Regions from separate parts of the Homo sapiens genome. Here region 2 is linked to region 1. The links are chromatin loops, found by intact Hi-C in ENCODE. Cell type or tissue: GM12878. All regions are shown on one strand. Links, peaks and the distances in the headings refer to the core of each region. The heading gives the core; the rest is flanking DNA.

Region 1 (12,623 bases), core at 2,697-10,696:
AAGCTGTAACTATAAAGAGTTTATATTTATTGTTAATAGTATATATTTAATTAAAAATTGAAAAATTATTGAAGTTAATATTGGGGATAAAAGGAATGTGTCTCTCTCTCTGACACAGGGTTTTGCGCTGTCACCCAGACTGGTGTGCAATGACATGACCACAGCTCACTGTAGCCTCCAACTCCTGGGCTCAAGCAATCTTCCCACCTCAGCCTCCTGAGTAGCTAGGACTACAGGCATGTGCCACAATGCCTGGCTAATTTTTTTCTCTGTTTTGTAGAGAGGAAGTCTTGCTATGCTGCCCAGGCTGGCCTGAAACGCCTGGCCTCAAGTGATCCTCCCACCTCAGGCTCCCAAAGTACTATACTGGGATTATAGGCATGAGCCACTGTCCCCAGCCAAGATGTTTCTTGTAAAAGGGATATTCATATTAGTCAATATTGAAAAACACTATAGGATATGATATATAACTTAATGTATGGGATTATAAATTACAATACTTAAAAGCTATAGATATGAAACATAATTCTGAACCTTTCATATTACAACATTACATATTACATATGTACAATTAATAACAATGAAGTGCTATGACAGGACATTACCTTAACCATTTCATAATTGATGATCATTAGGAAAGTTAAAGAAAAACACATACTTTAGTAGGATATCTAAATAACTTCACAAATCCCAAATCGTCCCCGGTAGCTAGAACCATTTTGTCACTGGTGAGGCAAGAAGCAGTTACATCTGTAACTTCTCCAATTACTGGCCAAATTCCTTCACAGCATAAACCAAGTACACTTGTCCATGATGCCCAAGCAATTTTTTCTACCTAAAAATGAAAAACAATGCTGTAAGTTTGGATTATCCAAACCTAAAGTATTAACAACCAAAATGTAAACATTTTTCTTTGTAGTTATGTGTGTCACAAGTAAAATGAAAGTTTTAATGAAAAAATAGTTAAATTATTAGTTGTCTTGGTTTTGTAACTCCCCAGAGCCTACTAATTGCTGCAGAAAAATTTTAACATAGTATTATTCAGAATATAATTATATATCCACTGTGTGTTCTAGATGCTAAGCATACAGTGTTAATAATAAAACCGTTTCTGACTTTAGGATAATCAAGTAAGATTCTTACAGTTCATGTTTAAATTTCTAATAATGCATTATGTTTTCCAACTAACCCTTACTAGAAATTTAGAACTTTTACTTATGGTCTCTCCCTTCATTAAGACACTTTCATGTTAAATTTGTTAAGCCTCTCTTCCTAGGCCAAGATAAAAAATAAAAAAAAAAAGGCTAATATTGTCAGGCACAAAATGCAACACAATTTTTCTTGTTTTTTTTTTTTTTTTTTTTTTTTTTTAAAGAAGCAAAAACAGTAATCTGCCAACAAACTTCTTAGGCATATGGATTCCTAAGGACGTGGCAGATATGCAATACTCCAATCTTAGATGGCATGTCTTCTATTTGCTATTTCACGCTTCTTGTCTTTTAAGGAAAGCAACTGGAGCACAGCTAGCCGTGCAAGTGATTTATTCCTTTTTTTTTTTTTTTTTTAATACAGGGTCTCACTTTGTCACCCAGGCTGGAGTGTAGTGGCATGAACATGGCTCACTGCAGCCTCCGCCTCCTAGGTTCAAGCAATCCTCCCACCTCAGCCTCCCAAGTAACTGGGACTATAGGCACATGCCACCATGCCCAGCTAATTTTTTGTATTTTTTTGTAGAGATGGGGTTTCAGCATGTTATCCAGTCTGGTCTTGAACTCCTGAGCACAAGCAATCTGCCTGCCTCTGCTTCCAAAGTGTTGGGATTACAGGCGTGAGCCACCATGCCCACTGACTCCTTTTATTAATATAGTGTTTCTTCCTTCACCCATGTATTCTGACTCAATAAACTCAATAATATCCAATATTTTAATAATTTGAGAACAGACTTCACGTGTAACTAAACGATAGAAAGTAGGTATCAGTTTTCTAGCCACTTTTATTCACATGAACAACACTGCAAGCACCACTGTTGTCCTACCTCCACGCTGGGGATGGTTTGTTTTTTCCCTCTGGGAGCTTCAAAGAATAATTGTTCCTTAGCACCAGTGTTGACCTGTAAAAGCTTTCCTTCAAAAAAATTTTTAAAAATATTTACACATATAAAATACATACAAATATATATACCATCAGTATGATGTTTAAGTTTTATGGGAAAAAATCAGCTTAAATATAAAAACCATTTTCTGCTGCAGTCAACTTATAGTAAGAACATTTTATTTTTATAATTCCATATTACTAAGTAACTAAATTCATAAGTGGTTTGATTTTTGTATATGTATATACATAAAAATGATTTCTTTGGTTATGCATATGTAAAAAATTCCTAGAAACAAATGTTAAAATATTTTTTAAAGTGTATCTGTTTAACTATATTTAGAAAAACTTTATGATGCTCAATTTATATAGTTGAATACAATATAGTTGAATACATGAAACAATAACATCCTTAAAAAGAGAGGATTTAAAATACTTAACATTTATCAAACATATTAAACTCAGTCATATGCCATGCATTCTGCTAAAATACAAACATACTCATTAAGTTCTTTATGTTATATGATTATGACTCTTTTTGAAGATATATTTCATATCAAACAATGAGAAAAATGACTTTAAAATCTTCATTAACATTTCTTTTTAAAAATGTATTTCATTTTTTTTTTTTAGGAATGGGGTCTCACTGTGTTGCCCAGGCTGGTCTCAAACTCCTGGGCTCAAGCAGTCCTCCAGCCTTGGCCTCCCAAAGTACTGAGATTACAGGCATGAGCCACCATACCTGGCCAACATTTCTATATTCTATTTATGTCAAATTTATATGACAAAGATCAAGACATCTTCACAACAATTTTTTTGCACAATATTTAAATCACTTTACAAATTAAACAACTAATCACTTACTGTACTATTATTTGAACGATATTAGGTGAAGTATTGAAAAGTGTAGGTTGGGTGCAGTGGCTCATGCCTATAATCACAGCACTTTGGGATGCCAAGGTGGGAGGACTGCTTGAGTCCAGGAGTTCGGGACCAGCCTGGGCAATATAGTGAGAACCTGTCTGTACAAAACATTTAAAAATTAGCCAGGCATGGTGGTGCATGCCTGTAGTCCCAGCACTCAGGAGGCTGAGTTGGGAGGATGACTTAAGCCCAGGAGGTTAAGGTTGTAGTGAACTGTGATTGTACCACAGCATTCCAGCCTGGGTGACAGAGTGAGACCTGTCTCAAAAAAAAAAAAAAAGAAAAGAAAAAGGAAAAAGAAAAGTCTCAACTCTATAGTATTCATCTTCAGATGTAAAATAGTAAAAAATAATTTTGAGAATAATGGTTGTTTTTCCCAATTCTTTTTAACTCATCTGTTGAATCACTTTTCCGTTTCTCTAATATAGCTATACTAAATCAAATGAAACTTTTATCAAGTATTAAGTTATTTAAAGTCTTACCTCTAATATCCCAATCAATATGGGTTATGTAACTGGTAGCTCCTTTGCATATTCCTACTCGTTTACTACTCATTACATTGTATATATCTATAAAGCTGTCATGGGATGCTACAGCAAGATATTTCCCAGAACCTATAATAGAAACATATTTGCTTGACATTTTCTATCTTTGGAAATACTTTTTTACACTCTGCAACTAGAGTTAATTTTCCTTTTCTTTATGGAGAAATCTTAGCTGTTTCATAAATTATAATAAAACAGATGTGTTAAATAACAAATGATAACATTTTTCAAGTATATTATACTTAACAAAATAATTTTTTAGTGTAACAAATTAGTTCAGTGGGAAGCAAATGTCAAAAGCTATGTATGATGTAGTTTTGATACTTTGTATTTAACAAAACTCCCTCTAAATTTAGAAAAAAATGGAACTAAACCAACATAAGTAAATTTTGCCTTAACATTAGTAATTGCTACATTACAGTAGGTTTGTAGTAGATAATGAATACATGGAAATTAATGGAGTAAAATGAGTGCAATTTCAAAAGCATTAAGAATATAACGAAAACAGTTATCCAACCCCTTTTATATCACAAATGAGGAAACAAAAGCTCAGAGAAGCATCCTGGCTCAAGTCACACAGAAAATTTAGTAACAGAATTGGCGCTAAGACAGATATTTGCACCAATCTAACAACAGGGCTTTTACCTCTTGCTACACTGCCTCTTCTAGTAAAAAAGTTAAGTTCTGAGATAACATAACAGTTAATAAAAATTATACATTGATACATTTATACACTGCCAGACCCAAGTTAATACTCAAATACAATTTCAATGGATCTTACCAGGTGAAAATCGAATATCTGAAATCATATCTTTTCTGTGATGAAAAGACACAAGATCCTCTAGAGTATCCGCATTTGCCATTAAGAAGCTTCCATCGTTGAGACCTACGGCTAAAGCTTTACCATCAGGAGAAAAACAGCAACACCTCCCACCTGAAAGAGAAAGAGCATATTAGGCAATTTTCCCTTTTTTCTAATTTAAAGTATGGGCCAGGTGTGGTGGCTCATGCCTATAATCCAAGCACTCTGGGGAGCTGAGGCAGGAGGACTGCCCGCGGCCAGGAGGTTAAGACCAGCCCGGGCAACATAGCAAGACCCCATCTCTGCCAGTAGGCAGAGTAGGGGAAGGGGCAAGGGGCAAAGGAGAAGGGGCGAGGGGGAAGAGAGAAGAGGGAAGGGAAGACAGGTAAGTAAGTAAATAAATAGACAGGCATGGTGGCACACACCTGTAGTCCCATTTACTTAGGAAGCTGAGGCGGGAGGACTGTTTGAGCCCAGGAGGTTGAGGGTGCAGTGAGCTATGATTGCACCACTGCACTCCAGCCTGGGTTACAGAGTGAGACCTTGCCTCAAAAAAAAAAAAAATATTTGCTAAAAAGGTTGCCTCTTTATTATGGCTTCAAATCAATATTAAAAAGGAGTCGAGATACAGATTAAGTTTTCTATAGAAGTCAATGGTATGGAATTCTAAGCAGGAATGAAACTCACTTCTGAATACAACAAAAGCAAGTATGGATATTTACCTTAAAAGAAATTAAGTTGATGAAAAAGAATGAGAGATTTTAATTAACATAAAAAGCCAATGATATATGTGGAAGTTTTGCAGAGTAGGTTTTACCTTTGTAGCTTCTTTCCAAAAAAACAGAAATTTAAGAAATAAGTCATCTTTATAAAAGTAATTTTTTTTGAGATGGAATTTCTCTCTTGTTGCCCAGGGTGGAGTGCAATGGCATGATCTCAGCTCACTGCAACCTCCGCCTCCTGGGTTCAAGTGATTCTCCTGCCTCAGGCTCCCAAGTAGCTGGGATTACAGGCATGTGCCACCAGGCCTGGCTACTTTTGTATTTTTAGTAGAGATGGGGTTTCACCATGTTGGTCAGGCTGGTCCTGAACTCCTGACCTCAGGTGAACCACCTGCCTCAGACTCTCAAAGTGCTGGGATTACAGGCATGAGCCACAGCACCTGGCCTATGAAACTAAAATATTTTTAAAAATCTAATAGGCCATTATTAAAGGTAGGAAGATACATCTGTATATATACGTTTCAGAACCATATATGAAATGATATTTTTATTATTAATGATAAATTAATATCGTTCATTAATGTCATTAATGATGTTAACATTCGTAAAAATAAGGGTTAGTGCTGCATTGATAAACACAAAAAAGGGCTTACCCTAACAGCAAGGGTTGCAGCAAACATATTCAAAAGCCCTAAGGATTTTGGTATCTTGTATGAAATCTGATGAGGAAAGGACAGGGTATATACAGAATGAAAAGTTATAGCATAAGTTGAGAACAAGTAGTCATTTAATTATCAAGCATACATTGGAAATGAAGAAATCTAAGATGTGATTTCTCAGATTTGAGAGTCAAGAGATGATGATGACCTGGAGCTGGGTGGCAGCAGTGGAGGTGATAAGAGGAAGGATTTGGATATATTTCAAAGATAGAGCTGGCAGAACTTTGACCAACTGGATGTGGGGTGAAAGGCGTCAAGGGCATGGTTTTGCTTGAGTGGTGATGCCATTTACTGAGATGGGATAAACTAGAGGAGGAACCACCAGTGCTTAGTTCTGTACAAATTAAGTTAAAGATGCCTATGAGAAGTTCAAGTGAAGACATGAAGGAGACAATTTAATATATGAATCCTTTTCAGGAGCTGCATATAATGTTTGTTATATGTATATCTTTATTTGTGTATATTAACTATTTGACTTTTCTCTCCTTTTTCTCCTTCATATTTTATACAAGTTTGTTGGAGGTTAACTTTACAATTTTGTGTTAAAAGAATATTCCTTGTGTTAAAAGAATATAAGACCGTGACTAAATTTGAGAATAGCGTAGGTCTTCTCTCTTTAGGGGTGAGAACTACTTCACTTGTACCAAGGGTAGCTGCATCTCTTTGGGTAGAAACATAAGGTTAGTTCTGTGATTGTACTGAAGTTCAAATGTGTGTATAAAGGTTCATGTGGATCCTGACTAGCCAGAGGGGAAGACTGTGCTGGTTATTAATTTATTGCCTCTCAGTTCCAAATCTGCCACTTTGGGCCTCACAGACTTTTTTGCTAGCTTGCCAGTAGAGGGAGCTGGAGAGACACTACAAGGCCAAAACAGAAGTGACTCCCTTCCTCCAGTGTGCTGTTTTACTAACAGAGCCCGGGCACTGGCATGAAGGGGGCCTGATGGCATTCACCAGAGTGGCAGCCCCAACTGCCTCTTTCAGCAAGTTTCTCCACCATCACTGTAATGGCTCTAACAATTTAGCTGCAATTTGCGGACTTCAGGAAGATTCTCTGGCAGGAGTCCTCACAGTTCAATGATTTTGCCCTAGGTTAAGCTCTTCAAGCAGTGGTTCTGACCATTCAGCTCTGGCCTGCTGCCTCTGGCAAGCTTCTCCTTCACCAAGTGACTACTCTCACTGTTCCACTGAGGGCTGCACCCTCTGGCAAGCTTTTTCGCCACAAGCTCACTGAATGTTCTGGTGGCAGCCACACCATTTCCAAACAGGTCTGAATCACCTTTAACTTGTTCACTCTCCCTTAGTACTAGGGTTGCTGCTTTCTATGGTGGCTACCTCTAAGGCTTTTTCAGTAGGTAATCACTTTTTGCTAGTTAGCAATTCTTTTTATTAAATTCCCACTGTTCAAATAAGCCTTGTAGTCTCATCTTCTGACTGGACAGTGACCGACTGAATCTAAAGTGTGAGTGTACATATGAAAAGAAAAGTCCGGGGAGAAGCGCTGGAGCAGTCCTAAATGCAGAGTGCAGGAAGAAGAGATAGCACTAGCAAAGGAAACAGAAAAAGGGAGTCAGTGAAGTAGAGAGAAGAAACAGACACGCACGGGTTCCAGAGACAAGTGAATAAAGTATTTCAGAAAAAAAAAAGGGAATGATAAATTGTGTCACAAACTGCTGTGAGGTGAATACACTGAGAACCAGGAAGTGATCAACAGATTGGCAGCAGGTTAAATGGACAAGTAGGGAAAAAAGCCTAATTGGAGTGGGTTATGGAGCTACTGTCATGTGAACACACAGAGAAGGGCGCCTCAACTATTTTGAGGAGTTCTGCTACAAAAGAGGGAAGAGAAACAGAATAGTAGTGAGGTCAATTATCACAGTTCCCTGTTTTACTCAATGCTTATTCTGCTGGTTGGGTGCAGGCATAAAGCAGGTAGAAAGTTGAGTTTAAGGGAAGATTAATATAGTAAGTATCCTTTAAAATTCATAGCTGAGATCATTGAAAAATTAGAAACATTTTCTAGTTATCAAAATTAAAAGGGGAGCAGAAACCCAGAGCAAAAAAGCCACATTTGGAAGGGGAGGGGCCAAGAAAGCCAACTAGAAACAGCTGTGGTCAGAGGCTCCCACCAAGAAGACCGAAAACGGCAAGTGAATCCTGCACCAGCAACTGAGGTATCCAGGTTCTCTCATTGGGACTGACAAGGTGGTTGGCATGACCCATGGAGAGTGAGGAAAAGCAGGGTGGAGTGACAGCCCACCTGGGAGCTGCACAGGACAAGGGGAGCTCCTACTCCCAGCCAAGAGAGGCAGTGAGTGATTGTGCTATCCTGCCCGGGAAACCACACTTTTTCCATGGATCTGTGCAACTGGTGGATCAGGAGATCCCCTCCGTGAGCCCATGCCACCAGTTCCTTGAGTCCCAAGCATAGAGCTGCACAGATTCTCAGTGGCCACTTAGCTACAGACTGCCGAAGACTACCAAGTTCCTGGGGGAAGGGACGGCTGTCATCACTTTGGCTGTCTGCTGCCTCAGATGACTGAGCTCCCTGGGCGAGGGGCAGCAGACATCACTGCAGCTCCAGTCTGCCATTTCTCCTCTGATGGTGCCTGGGAAAATAGACAGTTTAGACCCAGGAGGAATTCACCACAGTGCAGCACAGAGGCTGTGGCAGATGGTGGCCAGACTGCCTCTTTAGGTCGGACCCTGACCATAACCCCTCACTGTGCGGGGCCTCCCTGCAGGAATTTCAGCAACTCCAGCCAGAGGTTTGTGGACAGAACTCTGATCTCCCAGGGACTGAGCTCCTAGAGGGGAGGGGCATCCGTGGTCTCCATGGATCAGCAGACTTAGTCTTTCCCTCTACCAGCTCTGAGGAATCTGGGCAGTCAGGACAAGTGGGATTTCCCCCAGTGTAATGCACCCCCTCTGCCAAGGGGTAGTCAGAGTGCTTCATTAAGTGGGTCCTGGATCCTGTACCTCCTGACTGGGTGAGACCACCCCAACAGGGGTTGCTAGACACCTTATACAGGGGCGTTTCCACTGGTATCAGTTCAGTGACCCTCTGGGACAGAGATCCCAGGGAAAGGAGCAGGCAGCTACCTTTACTGTTTTGCAGCCTCCACTGGTGATACCTCGAGGTGTGGGAGGGACCCAGGCAAAGAAGGTCTGGAGTGGACCTCCAGCAAACCTCAGCTGGAAGAGGAAGAGGGGTCTGACTGTTAAAAGAAAAACAGGCCAGGCATAGTGGCTCATGCCTGTAATCCCAGCACTTTTGGGAGGCCGAGGCAGGTGGATCATGTGGTCAGGGGTTCAAGACCAGCCTGACCAAGATGGTGAAACCCCATCTCTACTAAAAAAAAAACAAAAAAAATTAGCTGGGTGTGGTAGCAGGTGCCTGTAATCCCAGCTACTTGGGAGGCTGAGGCAGAGAATTGCTTGAACCCAGGAAGTGGAGGTTGCAGTGGGCCAAGATCATGCCACTGCACTCCAGCCTGGGTGATAGAGCAGGACTCCATCTCAAAAAAAAAAAAAAAAAGGAGAAAAAAGAAAAACAAACACCAACAACAAAAGCATCAACAAAAAAAGTCCCTGCAAAAACCCCATCCAAAGTTCAGCAGCCTCAAAGACTGAAGCTAGATAAACTCACAAAGATGAGACAGAATCAAAGAAAAAAAATGCTGCAAACTCAAAAAGCCAGAGTGCCTCTTCTCCTCCAAATTAACACAACACCTCTCCAGCAAGGGCACAGAACTGGGCAAAGGCTGAGATGGATGAATTGACAGAAGTAGGCTTCAGAAGGTGGGTAATAATGAATTTTGCTGAGCTAAAGGAACAAGTTCTAACCCAATGCAAAGAAGCTAAGAGCCATGATAAAACATTACAGGAGCTGTTAACCAGAATAACCAGTTTAGAGAAGAACACAAATGACCTGAAGGAGCTGAAAAACACAACCAAGAATGTTACAATGCAACCACAAGTATCAATAACTGAATAGACCAAGCACAGGGAAGAATTTCAGAGCTTGAAGACTATCTTGCTGAAATAAGATACACTACAAGATTAGAGAAAAAAAAAAAGGATGAAAAGGAATGAGCAAAACCTCTGAGAACTATGGGATTATGTAGAAAGACTGAACCTATGACTGACTGGGGTACCTGAACAGAACAAAGTTGTAAAACGTACTTCAGGATATCATCCAGGAGAACTTCCCCAACCTAACAAGACAGGCCAAAATTCAAATTCAGGCAATCCAGAGAACCCCAGTAAGATACTCCATGAGAAGATCAACCCCATGATACATAATCATCAGATTCTCCAAGGTCAAAATGAAGGAAAAAAATGTTAAGGGCAGTCAGAGATAAAGTCAGGTCACCTACAAAGGGGAGCCCATCAGACTAACAGCAGACCTCTCAGCAGAAGCCCTACAAGTCAGGAGACACTAGGGGCCAATATTCAACATTCTTAAAGAATTTCCAACTCAGAATTTCATATCCAGCCAAACTAAGCCTCATAAGTGAAGGAGAAATAAACTCCTTTTTAGACAAGCAAATGCTGAGGGAATTGGTCACCACCAGGCCTGCCTTGCAAGAGCTCCCGAAGGAAGCACTAAATATGGAAAGGAAAAAGTGTTACCAGCCACTGCAAAAACACACTGAAGTACGAAAATCAATGATACTACGAAGCAACTACATTAAGTGTGCAACATAACCAGCTAGCATCACGATGACAGGATCAAATTCACACATAACAATATTAACCTTAAATGTAAATTGGCTAAATGCCCCAAATTAAAAGACAGAGAATGGCATGCTGATAAAGAGTCACAACCCACTGGTGTGCTATATTCAAGAGATCTATCTCATGTGTAAAGACACATACAGGCTCAAAATAAAGGGATGGAGGAAAATTTACCAAGCAAATGGAAAGCAGGAAAAAGCAGGGAGTGCAATCCTAGTTTCTAACAAAACAGATTTTAAACCAAAAAAGATCAAAAAAGACAAAGATGGGCATTGTATAATGGAAATGGGATCAATTCAACAAGTAAAGCTAACTATCCTAAATATACATGCACCCAGTTCAGGAGCACCCAGATTCATAAAACAAGTTCTTAGAGACCTACGAAGAGACAACTTAAACTCCCACATAATAATAGTGGGAGACTTTAACACCCTACTGTCAACATTAGATCATAAAGACAGAAAATTAACAAAGATATTCAGGACTTGAACTCAGCTCCGGATCAAGCGGACCTGATAGATATCTACAGAACTCTCCAACCAAAAACAATAGAATATACTTTCTTCTTGGCACCACATAGCACGTACCCTAAAATCGATCACATAATTGAAAGTAAAACACTCCTCAGCAAGTACAAAAGAACTGAAATCATAACAGTCTCTCAGACCACAGCACTATCAAATTAGAACCCAAGATTAAGAAAATCATTTAAAACCACATAACTACACAGAAATTGAACAACCTGCTCCTAAATGACTCCTGGGTAAATAATGAAATTAAGGCAGAGATCAAGAAGTCCTTTGAAACCAATAAGAACATGGAGACAAGATACCAGAATCTCTGGGACACAGCTAAAGCAGTTTTAAGAGGGAAATGTATAGCCCTAAATGCCCACATCAAAAAGCTAGAAAGATCTCAAATTGACACCCTAATATCACAACTAAAAGAACTAGAGAACCAAGAGCAAACAAACCCCGAAGCTAGCAGAAGACAAGAAATAACCAAGATCAGAGCAGAACTGAAGGAGATAGAGACACGAAAAGCGCGTCAAAAAATATTAATGAATCCAGGGGCCGGTTTTTGAAAAAAATTAATAAAATAGATCATTAGCTAGACAAGAAAAGAGAGAAGAATCAAATCGACACAATAAAAAATGATAAAGGGGACATCACCACTGATCCCACAGAAATACAAACAACCATCAGAGAATACTATAAACACCTCTATGCAAATAAAATAGAAAATCTGGAAGAAATGGATAAATTCCTGGACACATACACTCTCCAAAGACGGAACCAGGAAGAAGTTGAATCCCTGAATAGACCAATAACAGTTCTGAAATTTAGGCAGTAATAAATAGTCTACCAACCAAAAAGAGCCCAGGACCAGACAGATTTACAGCTGAATTCTACCAGAGGTACAAAGAGGAGCTGGTACCATTTCTTCTGAAACTATTCCAAACAGCTGAAAAAAAGGGACTCCTCCCTAACTCATTTTTTGAGGCCAGCATGATCTTGATACCAAAACCTGGCAGAGATGCAACAAAAAAAAGAAAACTCCAGGCCAATATGACTGAAGAATATTGATGCAAAAGTCCTCAATAAAATACTGGCAAACTGAATCCAGCAGCACATCAAAGATTATCCACCACGATCAAGCTGTCTTCATCCCCAGGATGCTAGGCTTGTTCAACACACACAAATCAATAAACATAATTCATCACATAAACAGATCTAAAGACAAAGACCATATGATTATCTCAGTATATGCAGAAAAGGCCTTTGATAAAATTCAACATCCCATCACGTTAAAAATTCTCAATAAACTAGGTATTGATGGAACATACCTCAAAATAATAATGATAAACCCACAGTGAGTATCATACTGAATGGGCAGAAGCTGGAAGCATTCCCCTTGAAAACCAGCACAAGACAAGGATGCCTTCTCTCACCACTCCTATTCAACATAGTATTGGAAGTTCTGGCCAGGGCCATCAGACAAGAGAAAGAAATAAAGTGTATTCCAATAGGAAGAGAGGAAGTAAAACTGTTTTCTGTTTGCAGATGATATGATAGTATGT
Region 2 (12,623 bases), core at 2,865-10,864, 170 kb before region 1:
GGGACCATCCACTGTCAACCCAGAAGCCTCAAGCAGTAAGAACTGCCTTTAATTAAAAGTCTGTTAACCACAGACTACAAACATAATGAAGAAATGAATTTATGATTTTAGTGACAAGAATCTACATTTCCAAGTGCAGTAAGCATGCTCCTGTAGACCCGCCTCTTGGGAGCATCTTGGGCCCAGGAGTTCAAGACCAGCCTAGACAACATAGTGAGACCCCATCTTTTAAAAAACTCAAATATAAAAAAATTTCAAACCTACGTATTTTTTAAATCTACATTTCCTCTAAGGAACCAAGGGAAAGCAAAGCACAAGACTTGGTTCAGTGAGCCGATGGTAAACCCATTTACCTTTCTTTGCAAGAAATTTCTGATTTGTTTTGAATATACTTTTTAAAAAAACACCTAAGGCCAGGCGCAGTGGCTCACACCTGTAATCCCAAACTTTCAGAGGCCAAGGCGGGTGGATCACCTGAAGTCAGGAGTTCGAGACCACCTGGCCAACATGGTGAAACCTCATCTCTACTGAAAATACAAAAACTAGCTGGGCATGGTGGTGGGTGCCTATAATCCCAGCTACTCGGGAGTCTGAGGCAGGGGAGTCACTTGAACCCAGGAGGCAGAGGTTGCAGTGAGCCGAGATTGCGCCATTGCACTCCAGCCTGGGCAACAAGAGCGAGATTCTAGCCTCAAAAAAAAAAAAAAAAAAAAGTACCTAAACGTATTAGGGAGTGCTGACAAACACTAATGTGATAATGTGAGATTTTCAACTACTCACACAGCAAGTTCTATCTTTAAAAAAACAATAAGGTAAAAAAAGGAAACAGACACAGAAAAGCCCATTTGTAACTATTGTTTTCAAATAAAGGCAAGATTTTTTTTTCTTCTGTGTGGTCAGTTTTACTGCAAGATCTAGGAACCTAAACACACTGGATTCTTGGCTTTGTTGATGACATGTAGTTTTGTCAAAGCACTTTTTCTTATACCTTTTACCACCTATTCCTGGTTCATGTACTTATGTAACACATAATCACTGATTACAAAAATATTTTGTGACCTTTGGTTACAGTGTTCTAAGGACTAATTACTAGAAAATCCATCATGACAAAGTGAATATTCAATCCATTTAAGCAAATTTACCATAATATCAAGCCTCATGTCTCATAAATTAATATTACTCTTAGCACTCTGAAAACTAGTATCTTATATTCAAAAACCCTGAATATTAGCTTATTTTTATAAGACTCTTGAGATAAAAAGAAAACTAGTACATACTAGTTTTAACATCAGGTGATTACAACTGCTTTTACTAGCTTTTATAAATAATTTCATTTCTTTGTTACTGGAAAGTATTCAGGCTGTTAATGAAAAATAAATGTCTCTTTTCCAAAAGATATTCCATTCTTCCAGTATTTATTTTGGTGACACAAGTCTGCATGGCGTGTCTGGGTTTTAAAAAATAAAAAATAAAAAATAAAAAATACTCCTTAACTGCACATTAATATATTCCTTAAAATTAGTGCCCACAAATTAGCCAGGCGCGGTGGCAGGCGCCTGTAATCCCAGCTACTCAGGACGCTGAGGCAGGAGAATCGCTTGAGCCAAGGGGGCGGAGGTTGCAGTGAGCCGAGATCACGCCACTGCACTCCAGCCTGGGCGACAGAGTGAGACTCCATCTCAAAAAAAAAAAAAAAAAAAATAGTGCCCAGAATTTGAAGACGCTGCATTTTTGCAGCCTTGAAATTTACTTTGTCTCTGGTTATTCTTCATTGTCAGGACTAGGTTTAGGCAAACTGGGTCCTCTGAACCCTGTGTTCAGTCTAGCAGAGACTCACTGTCTAGATGGACTGAACTTAAGAAACTTTTAAAGTACTACAAATTCACAAGGATTGCCAACAGAATTCTCTGTCAACAAACTCCAACAACATGTCTACAGTTGCCCAGCCTGGGGCAAAAATAAAACACAAAACCCAAGGATGCAGAGCTTCAGCACATGGGCGGCCCTCCCACACTGAGAGCTTATCTTGGCGCTCTTGCCGCAGCACCCAGTGTGGAGGCGAACACTGCCCACTGTAGTAGCCGGCTCTACTAAGAAAACAAACTACAAAAGCGTGTACCTGCCAAAGTGCTTGACCCAGGCAGCCACGCCATCAGTTCTAATAGTCTAACCTTCTCTTTCTTCTTGGCATTGTTCTTATAAATGCAGTTTACTCTGAGACCAGCTATCCTCAGCTTGGCATACAAGAGAAAACCATGTAACTGTTGGCTGTGGTTTCCAAACTTTTTGGGCAGTTACTATGTTGATGGGTGCTGCTAAATAACTGAGAAGAAATCACTAGAATCTGTGTGCCAAAGAAGACAAAATAAAAATTAAAAAGGCTGAGCCAGGCGTGGTGGCACATGCCCGTGTAGTGCCAGCGACTTGGAAGGCTGAGGCAGGAGGATCCCTTGAATCCAGGAGTTCATGGCTGTAGTGCACTACGATCCCATCTGCGAATTCCCACCATATTCTACCTGGGAAACTGGGATACTAGGACCTGGTGTCTTTAAAAAAAAGAAAAAAGTCTACCAGCCCAAGTAAAATCAATATTATTTATTGAAACTGTGCTAAGGACTGTACATGATTATCTCGTGGAATGTGAACACCAAACCCATAAGGGAGGTCCAGTTATTATCCTGATTTTACAGATAAGGAAAGTGATACGTAAGTTCAGTAAGTTGCTCCTGGTCACATGGCAAACAAGTAGTAGAACCGGCATTTGAACCAGCAGGTCTGTCAGATTCCTGAGTGTATGTGTCTAACAATCATGTGTCCAACCTGCTCCCCAACCCCAACTAATCTGTAAGCTCCGTGGAGGCAAGATGTGGTATCCCTGGTGCCTTTGCTGAGCAAATGAGTGACTAACAAGTGAGGACTAAAGTGATGCTTATTACTAAGCATTTACAGCTGAGCTTGTATTTCTAAGCCTCGTCTGAATTTTGCTTTGTAAGTTTCCTTTCTTATACGATGTAAGGGAGTTAAGATTTTGATAAACAAAAAGATGCCATTGAAAGCTCATGCACTAATAGATAGTTCAAGGAATAGATTCCTTCCTGTAATCCCAGGTACTTAGGAGGCTGAGATGTGAGGATCACTTGAGGCCAGGGGTTTAAGACCAGCCTGGGCAACACAGCAAGACCCCATCTCTAAAAAACTAAAAAAAAAAATTAGCCAGGCATGGTGGCACACGCTTATAATCCTGGCTACTTCAGAAGCTGAGGGCTGAGGCCAGTGGATCCCTTAAGCCCGGGAGTCTGAGGTTACAGTGAGCTATGATCACACCACCACACTCCAGCCTGGAAGACAGAGCAAGACCCCGTCTCTTTAAAAAAATAAATAAATAAAAGTGTTAGATGGTGGAAATACCTAGCAAATGTTTGTCTCAATGACTTACACCTTTTGAGCTCACTATAGTAAGGGTAAGGAAGAATAAATGCTCTCCTCCCAGCCTACACTTGGGTAGACCAGGGCTGCATCCAAGCTGCTTACAGGTCACTGACTTGGCTCTGGGATGCCTGCTTCCACTGTTCACCCCCCTACCAAACCCCGCCTTAGGTGTAGCTTCCTGGCATTGTGGGATGGGAGAGGAACAAAGCCAGCAGAGACCATCTCAGGTAACTGGGAAGGAATACTGATGGAGGGAGAGGCCCTAGTGTCACTCCAGCCCCATGAAATGTGTGGTTTTCTTTTTTTTTTTTTGGAGATGGAGTCTTGCTCTGTCGCCCAGGCTGAAATGCAGTGGTGCGATCCTGGCTCACTGCAACCTCCACCTCCCAGGCTCAAGGGATTCTCCTGCCTCAGCCTTCCGAGCAGCTGGGATTATAGGCGCCCGCCACCACGCCAGGCTAAGTTTTGCATTTTTAGTAGAGACGGGGTTTCACCTTGTTGGCCAGGCTAGTCTTGAACTCCTGGCCTCAGATAATCCACCTGCTTCAGCCTCTCAAAGTGCTGGGATTACAGGCATGAGCCACCGTGACCGGCCGACATGTGTGGTTTTCCAGGGTGACACTGACCTTTATCCATATAAGAACCTACTCAGAAAAAGCCGCTGCCTCTCCTCGGCTCCACCAGGGGTCCATGTCCCCATACCCAGAGGTCCCACTGTTTGGCCTTGTGGCTGCTCCTCCTCTCCCCTCCCACCTCTTCCTGCCCTGCTCCTTCACATGGATCCATGGGAACTACTGGGTCCTCTCTACACTTCTGGGGCTCAGGGGACTGGAATGGGATAGGGGCTGCTCCATCTTCTTCCAGACTTCCTATAGTCTCTTCAAGCCCTGCAGTAGGCCAAGAAGATGGGTAAACTCTTTCCCTTTCCAGGCAGGGCCTACTCTAGTCAGTCTCCTGATTACAAAAGTCTCCGGAACCAAGGTGGACACCGGCTGCTATGTTCACCAACACCCCTGAGCTGCAGGGAGCACTCACCAGCCATCTCACTGCGCTCAGCGAGTGGCCTGCTGCAGTCTGAAATACAAGTTTCCCTTCTGGAGAAAGTCTCTTGAACCCTCTATCACTTGGCTTTGCAGGTTGAAGGATACCATCCTCCCTTTTCCTCACAGAAAAGAGCAGGGGAGCCACCTACACCAAGGGGCCTCTCATGACTCCCCAACTCTCTCGGCATTTTCCTTATATAAATCAGGGAGGGTGCTTACAGCATGACCAGTTCTGGGGCTTAGAGTGAGAGACAGTGGGTTTGAAGCAGATTTCTGATCTAACAGGTTGACATTATTATGTCATTTAATTCCCAATTCAACCATAAAGGAATATTAAGTATAAAAGTCTCAATATCCTCACTTTATAATTTTAAAAGACAGATTGTTATCCATCTAACATTTTTAAGGTTTGGATAACGATCATTCTGTTATCTAATGCACTTTGTTAGGGGGTGGAGGGAGAAGGCTGTTGGATTATGCCATTGTATAAATACTAAAATATAGTTATCTGGGTCAAGATTAGATGAGTCACATAAGGCCATCCCAAGCAGCAATAAACTACAATAGATCAGGACTGGGGGTAAAGGGGACACCCTGGGATTACAGTTCCCCTTTCTGTGCAAGTCGAGTCTATCTCCTGGGCCACCAGTCACCCCAGCCCAAAGCAGATGTCCAGAAGCCACCGTCCAGTTCCAGGCCAGGGGCAGTTTTGTTAAATGCCTATCACGCTTTAGTTTACCCATCTGGCCCATGACAACAAGTCTACCAATACTTCAGAATCATAATATTGGAACATGACTAAACAGTCTATATTGAGAGCCTTTAAAACATGGCCATAACAATTAAAGTTCTTTTCATTTTATTATCAAGCAAAATTTTAAAAGCTAATATTAAAAGCTTCATTTACTTTATGTGGGAAACAAACGCTCACAATGAAATATATTAGTTCCCTACAGAATGAATCATAAGTAATTACATAGGAATAGCTCATGGAAATCGACTGCCACAATCTATTGGATATATAGAGATTGAAAGCAAACTTTGGAAAACAGCCCTTTAAACATAACTATTCCATTTTAAAAAGATTCAGGTGTTCCTTATTTAGGTATAGCATATGCAACTGATGACATTAATGTAGTTTTGTTCACACTTGCCAATAAATAGCAATATTCCAAAAACTAGAGCTGAATTTCTAAGACTCATTCACCATAATCAATCATTTGTTGCTTTTCCCTCTTCCCTCTTTTACTTATTACAAGTTGTTAATTTGCAAAAAAAAAAACACAAAACAAAACAAACAAACAAACAAAAAACAGGCACTAACCACCAACCAATATGGATGCCTCATGGAAAGGGATTATGTTTTATGGTTTATTCAAAATGTAGACTCTCCACTATTTTCCAGAGAAGAAACAAACTGAGGTAATAATGGCTCAATATTATGAACACTCTTAACTTATTAAAGTCTTTAAAATGAAAATGCTGTGGTCCAACAGACTGCATTATCTACTGCTTGAATCTTAGAACTTACTTCTGCATAGAAATCATGCCACATATGGCTGGATAACCAGGCCAGCCCCAGGGAACCCCAAAGGCAAGTAGCACTACTGAATATCACCACCAGGGGGAACACTTTCATATGCAAATACACCCAGGCCCCTAGCAGAAACCGCTTCCCATATTTACAAAGAAAGCAGGTTCCTCCTCCCTGTCAGTGCTTACGAAAATCCCATCACCAGACCAGCGATGGGGACTCGGATGCAAACATGGTGCAGGGGAAGGCAGAGAAGAGACAGGGACTGGGCCATACATGCAAACCACTGGCCAGCTCCCCGTCCGGGTGGGCATCCCCGCATGTTATCTTTACACTGCTGCTCCTGCCCAGAGTTTCTCTCACACCCTGCAAGACAGAAGGCACTTCCACAGCCTTTCTCCTTCCTTCCTGGTGCTAAGGGACAAAATGCCCTTGTTAGACTTTGCCTCCACCCCATGCCTCATTTACAATCTGTAATAAAAGGAAGAGACAAAGGAGCAAAAGTGCTCTTCTCCCCTGTGACTCCCATCACTGCCACACTCCGGCTCCCATTGTTCACTAAGCCCTTATGCACCGGGCACCTTGCCAGACAGGGGACACGAAGATGAGGAAGAGGAGACCCTGCCCTCATGGAGCTTCATCAAACAAGAGAGACAGATCAAATGAAAATGATCTGTCAGTTGATATCTGTCAATATGAAAAAAGCAGGCAGGAACTACTCTAACAGGCTAGCACAGCGGCTAAGAGCACAGGCTCGAGTCTTGCTGCTCCACTTACTAGTTGTGTGGCAGGGCAAGACATTTCACTTCTGTAAGTCTCCATACCTTCATCAATAATGGGATAGTAATAATTGTGCCCAACAGGGTTACTGTAAGGATTAAAGAAAATAAAAGCTCTCAGTATAATGCTTGACACAGAGCAAGCATTTACTAAATTATTGTTATGAATTATTCAGGTCATTGTTATAAAAGAGGTAGAAAAAACAACTTTCAGAGTGGTGTCAAGGACTAAGCAAACTGAATGTTTGGTGGTGTCTATGGGGGCTGTATTTTAAACTCAATCTTGAAGAATGACTAAGAGTCTGTCAGAGAAGGGAAGGAAGGGCATTTTAGCAAAGGCCTGGGCTGGGGGCATTCACATGATAAGGAAAGATGCCTTCCTGGAGTCAGACTCCAAGGCCAACTGGGCTGGGGCAGCTAAGTCCAGAGAAGGACCTCAGGAGTCTGCCCTTAATCCTGTACCCAGGACGGGGCGGGTGAGAGGCACATGCTCAGATTTGTTCCTGACATGTAACTTCAAGAGCAGTGCTACATATTTTGCTTATCTATCCAGAAGACTGACTGCATACAGATGAGATAGGGCGTGGGGGGCCAAGTGGGAGGGAGCTCCAGGAGGTGCCTCCAGACATGGACCAGGGACAAGAGGACAGCTTAAAGAAAGGTTGTGGGAATTGAGTGCAACATTTCGGGTCTCAGCTTAGATGTCACTTGGCTGGGTAGCCTTTCCTATCTTGGCAGTTCTGGGTGACGTACCATTTTCCTAAGGGATCTTACAGCACCAAGACATCTTGAATCAGAGCTCTTAACACCTGTATCTATAGATTAGCTGAACAAATTCATTAAGGCCGACAGTGAGCCAGGCCCTTGCTTGGCATGGGGAATATAGCACTGAAGGCAGGGAAGAGTGTCTGTCCTCAAGCACTGCTCTAGAGCTAACCTGCTGGCAGGGGATACAGGCAAACAAACAAACAAACAAATATAGAAATTCACATGGTGCTAAGTGCTATAAAGAACAAAACAAAGTTAGAGGGTAAAGAGACAGATCATAGTGGAAGGGGGGTACCATAGGACAATCAGGGACAGCCTCTGAAGAGGGTCATATCTGACCAGACAGCAGGCTGCAATGAGGGAGCAAGGCAGGTGGAGACCTGGGAAAAGAGCAAGGACAGCATCCCCTAGGGTGAGGCACATCTGCAGCCTAGCCAGGATACCACTGTGGCTGGAACAGAGCAAGCAGGGAGGAGGATAAAAGACATAAGGTTGAAACCAGGCAAGGACCACACTGTGTATGGCCTCGTACTTTTATTAGAAGTAAAATGGGGCCAGGCCTGGTGGCTCACACCTGTCCAGCCCTTTGAGAGGCCGGGGCAGGAGGATTCCTAAAGTCCAGAAGTTTGAGACCGGTGTGGGTAACATAAGGAGATCCTGCCTCTATAAAAAACACCAAAAAATTAACCAGGTACACACCTGTGGTACCAGCTACTCAGGAGGCTGAGGTGGGAGGATCACCTGAGCCCAGGGAGGTTGAGAGGCTGCTGTGAGCCATGATCATGCCACTGTACTCAGCCTGGGTGACAGAGCTGTCTCAAAAACAAACTAAAAAAATTACTTAAAAAAAGAAGTGGAATGCCAAAGGAGGGTTAAGAAGAGTGAAAGGATCTGGGCAGGGTGCGGTGGCTCACACCTGTAATCCCAGCACTTTGGGAGGCTGAGGCAGGTGGATCACGAGGTCAGGAGATCAAGACCATCCTGGCCAACATGGTGAAACCCCATCTCTACTAAAAATACAAAAAATTAGCTGGGCGTGGTGGCATGTGCCTGTAGTCCCAGCTACTCAAGAGGCTGAGGCAGGAGAATCACTTGAACCCGGGAGGCGGAGGTTGCAGTGAGCCAAGATCGTGCCACTGCACTCCAGCCTGGGTGACAGAGCGAGACTCTGTCTCCAAAAAAAAAAAAAAAAAAAAAAAAAAGAAGAGTGTCAGTGTCAGGATCTGATTCAGGTTAAACTAAGATCATTCTGGCTGACATATGGAAAATAAGCTACAGGCAGCGAAGGCACAGAAACAGGAAAGTCAGAAGGCTACCTCAGTATTCTGATGAGAAGTAGTGGCAGCCAGCACTAAGCTGTTAACACGAGTGGTAAAAATGGTCAGGTTTCATACCACATCCAATTCATCAGCAAGTTCTGCCAGCTCTACCTTCAGAATATACAGGCAGTAGTATATATTCACCACAACTTTCAGAGTGGTATTGAGGACTAAGCACACTAAATGCTTGCGGTAGGATGCAGGAGTCAAGAGCTCAAGGAGGGCCGGGCACGGTGGCTCACGCCTGTAATCCCAGCACTTTGGGAGGCCAAGGCAGGCAGATCACCTGAGGTTGGAAGTTCAAGACCAGCCTGAACAACATGGAGAAACCCTGTCTCTACTAAAAATACAAAATTAGTGGGGTGTGGTGGCGCATGCCTGTAATCCCAGCTACTCGGGAGGCTGAGGCAGGAGAATCACTTGAACCGGGGGCTCAGGGGGAGGACAGGTCAGGAGAAGCCCCCTAGACGAAAGGATTTGGAGAAAAGGCCTCAGGACCAAACCAGCAAAGGTGACTGAGAAGAAACAGCCTAGAAAGAGGAAGCCGAGCAGGGGGTGGTGTCCTGGCAGCCGAAGAAGAGCAGGATTCCAGAAGGATGGAAGGAGCTGTCGGAGGATCAGTACTGCGGAGCGGTCAAGTGAGAGAACTCATGAAATGATCACTGGACGAAAGTCACCTGACCACAACAAGCAGCATCAGTAACGTGGAGGCTTAGGGAAAATGGGATGGAAGGAAGGAAACATACAAGCATACACAACTCTCTTGAGGAAACCTGCTATTCAGGAAAGCAGAGATATGGTGCAGAGGCTGGAGGGGAGTATAGATGAAGGACAATATTTTATATGTGCAATATCACCGTGTGCTTTATTGATCTGGCAAACAGTAAGAAACCCATGTGGGCTAAGAAAAATGCACACCAGGAAGGAGGGGCAAAAATTCTTCAGATAGCTGGAAAAGCTGAATAATCTTTAATGACTCAAAATGCTTACCAGAGGATTGATTTAAACAAATAAAGGATATTATTCCCTTTTTACCTTTCAAGAATTACAATGGTTCTTGTAACTAGTTGAAATAAATCTTAGAGGCATACAATGTAGTTATTACAAGTTGGTCCAAAGCTAAAATAGGAAAACAGCTATAGGATCAAGAAAAGATGTCAACTGATAAAATGTCTTTCTTGATGATACAGTATACTCAAGATTACAATTTCTAAATTCATTATTTTTGATAATTTCCATGAGCAGGACATACTTACAGGTTACACTGGTTTAGTCTGTAAAACTTGTGTCGCGCAACACAGAGTCTCCAAATGTATTTTGCTGTTTCCATGTCTTCCTAGCAAACAAAATAGGCATAAAGCAATATGAAAGCACACATACAACTTGATACGTTTAATGCAGAGTTTGTCTAAAGACATAATGGGTGACATCATATGACAAAGTCACTTTCAGAACACTATAAGCCTTTCATTTTCCAACACTGTGCCCATGGTATGAATACCACAAGTAGGATTTAATTTATGAAGACAAAACAATCTGTTCTAACAGTGTGATTCTCATATTAAACAGTTTCAAAATGACTTGGGAATCTAAAAACTATAAAAATACCAACTTTTATTCTTGCCAAATATACTCAAAGACATTTTTAAACAAAAATATGACTCAGTAACTCAATATTGCCTTTGTCAAGAGAGCAAAAGCAAGTAACTGTTAAATAACATTTCTTCAGAGCTATTCATTTATCAATGAAATTTAAGATATCAGTGCTTACTTTCTCCCCCACATAATCCCTGAAGTTTAATTTAAAGGTTATCATGATCAGACAGTAGTTATCCAAAGACTCATTCACTCAGCATTTACTGAGCAGCCATTTTTTGCTAACTGCCATTTTGCAAAATGCTATATGATAAAACTGCATGTTTTATACAATTACAAAATATTATCATTTTAATGCTGCCCTGCCTCCAAACACATACAGGCACGCAGAAGTAGAACTTGTTAACTTTTAGGAAAAACATTCCATGCAGACCCCTAATGTTTACTCACAGTTTGAAATTGAATGGTCTCCTCTTTATTTGCCAGCTCTAATGCAAAAAAGGACTTGTTGTGGGACATGTTGGCAATGTCATGCCACCTAAAGAACAGCAAATAGAGAACTGGCAATGTGAGTGCCCATGGGGGAAACAAGGAGATAGAATACACAAGTTTTCCCTAAGCCTGACGTGTAAGTTAGCATTTGGTAACATTTTTGAGAAAAACAAAAAACAAAAAACACGAGACCAGCCTGGCCAACATGGTGAAACCCTGTCTCTATTAAAAATACAAAAACTAGCCCAGGCGCAGTGGCTCACGCCTGTAATCTCAGCACTTTGGGAGGCCAAGGTGGGTGGATCACGAGGTCAGGAGATGGAGACCATCCTGGCTAACATGGTGAAACCCCGTCTCTACTAAAAATACAAAAAAAAAGAAAAAACTCGCCAGGCGTGGTAGCAGGTACCTGTAGGCCCAGCTACTCGGGAGGCTGAGGCGGGAGAATGGTGTGAACCCGGGAGGCAGAGCTTGCAGTGAGCCGAGATCGCACCACTGCACTCCAACCTGGGCGACAGAGTGAGACACTGCCTCAAACAAACAAACAAAGAAACAAATAAAAAACAAAAACTAGGTCAGGCATGGTGGCTCACGCCTGCAATCCGAGCACTTTGGGAGGCCGAGGCAGGTGGATCACCTGAGGTCACGAGTTTCAGACTCCTGGCCAACATGGTGAAACCCTGTCTCTACTAAGAATACAAAAAAAATTAGCTGGGCATGGTGGTGGGCACCTGCAATCCCAGCTACTTGGGAGGCTGAGGCAGGAGAATCGCTTGAACCCAGGAGGCGGAGGTTGCAGTGAGCTGAGACAGCACCATTGCACTCCAGCGTGGGCAACAAAAATGAAACTCTGTCTAAAAAAAAAAAAAAAATTACAAAAACTAGGCCAGGCGAGGTGGCAGGCACCTGTAATCCCAGCTACTTGGGAGGCTGAGGCAGAAGAATTGTCTGAACCTGGGAGGCAGAAGTTGCAGTGAACCAAGATTGTGCCACTGCATGCCAGTCTGGGCAACAGAACGAGACTCTGTCTCAAAAAAAACCAAAACAGAAAAAAGAAAAAAAAAAACAGTGGTTTTAATCAGCTAGCATGAATGTTCTAATTGAAGTAACAGCAGCTAGTTCAAAAAGTAAACTCATGTATAATAAATGAGGGAAAAGAGAATTTAAAAGATGTAAAATGTATCATTCTCATGTGTCAGATTTGCTTGATGGAAGATCCCTCTCTTAGCTGATTGCCAATGCCCCATTTATTCATTCAACAAAATAAAAGACACCTATTATAACAATGCCAGAAATTGCAGTAGGTCCTAGGGACACTAAGATTAGTGAGTTACAGTGCTTCCCTCAAATTCGCACAGTTGGAGGGGAAAGGTGGGAGAAAGAACACAGAAGCAAACAAGAACTTTTAAGTGCTGCAGGTATTAAAATAAGGCACAAAAGTGGGGGAGGTGTGCTCTGAAAAGCTTCAGGGTGAAGATAAATTTGAAATGCCAGGAACTCAAAGAGTGAACTATTCTGGAAGTGATCACTAGGATTCAAAATCTTATACTTTCTAATTTTATCGTATTAGCTTTTATATGTTAATATTTGATTTTATTAATCACAGAATTTTATAAAAAGAAAAAATTATGGAAGAAAAAATTTTATCCTTCTCCATTAGATT

Evidence for each region. A loop is a pair of places that touch in the nucleus more often than their neighbours do. Peaks named below come from ENCODE experiments on the same cell type or tissue, not always from the same donor. Only the 100,000 strongest peaks of a DNase experiment are listed, where the experiment ranks them.
Region 2: it touches region 1 in a loop (4-fold over the local background); 2 of 110 quality-filtered maps call a loop at or near these places.

What each region holds. Positions count from the first base shown.
Region 1 is chr14:88,660,996-88,673,618 of GRCh38, forward strand. It overlaps EML5 (EMAP like 5), which reads right to left. Exons shown (of 44, transcript NM_183387.3): 22 at 4,342-4,494; 23 at 3,498-3,629; 24 at 2,036-2,124; 25 at 659-835. Among named protein-coding and RNA genes, the nearest start is that of ZC3H14, 100 kb to the left of the region's middle. RefSeq lists an enhancer at 7,400-7,579. In GM12878, for the core only: a CTCF peak has its summit at 6,645 (motif pointing right); DNase peaks (open chromatin) are centred at 6,666 and 7,506; H3K4me3 peaks cover 1,397 bases; H3K27ac peaks cover 1,248 bases.
Region 2 is chr14:88,486,285-88,498,907 of GRCh38, forward strand. PTPN21 (protein tyrosine phosphatase non-receptor type 21) reads right to left here. Exons shown (of 19, transcript NM_007039.4): 9 at 10,919-11,006; 10 at 10,129-10,208. Among named protein-coding and RNA genes, the nearest start is that of PTPN21, 62 kb to the right of the region's middle. RefSeq lists an enhancer at 6,159-6,348. In GM12878, for the core only: a CTCF peak has its summit at 6,091 (motif pointing right); a DNase peak (open chromatin) is centred at 6,087; H3K27me3 peaks cover 141 bases.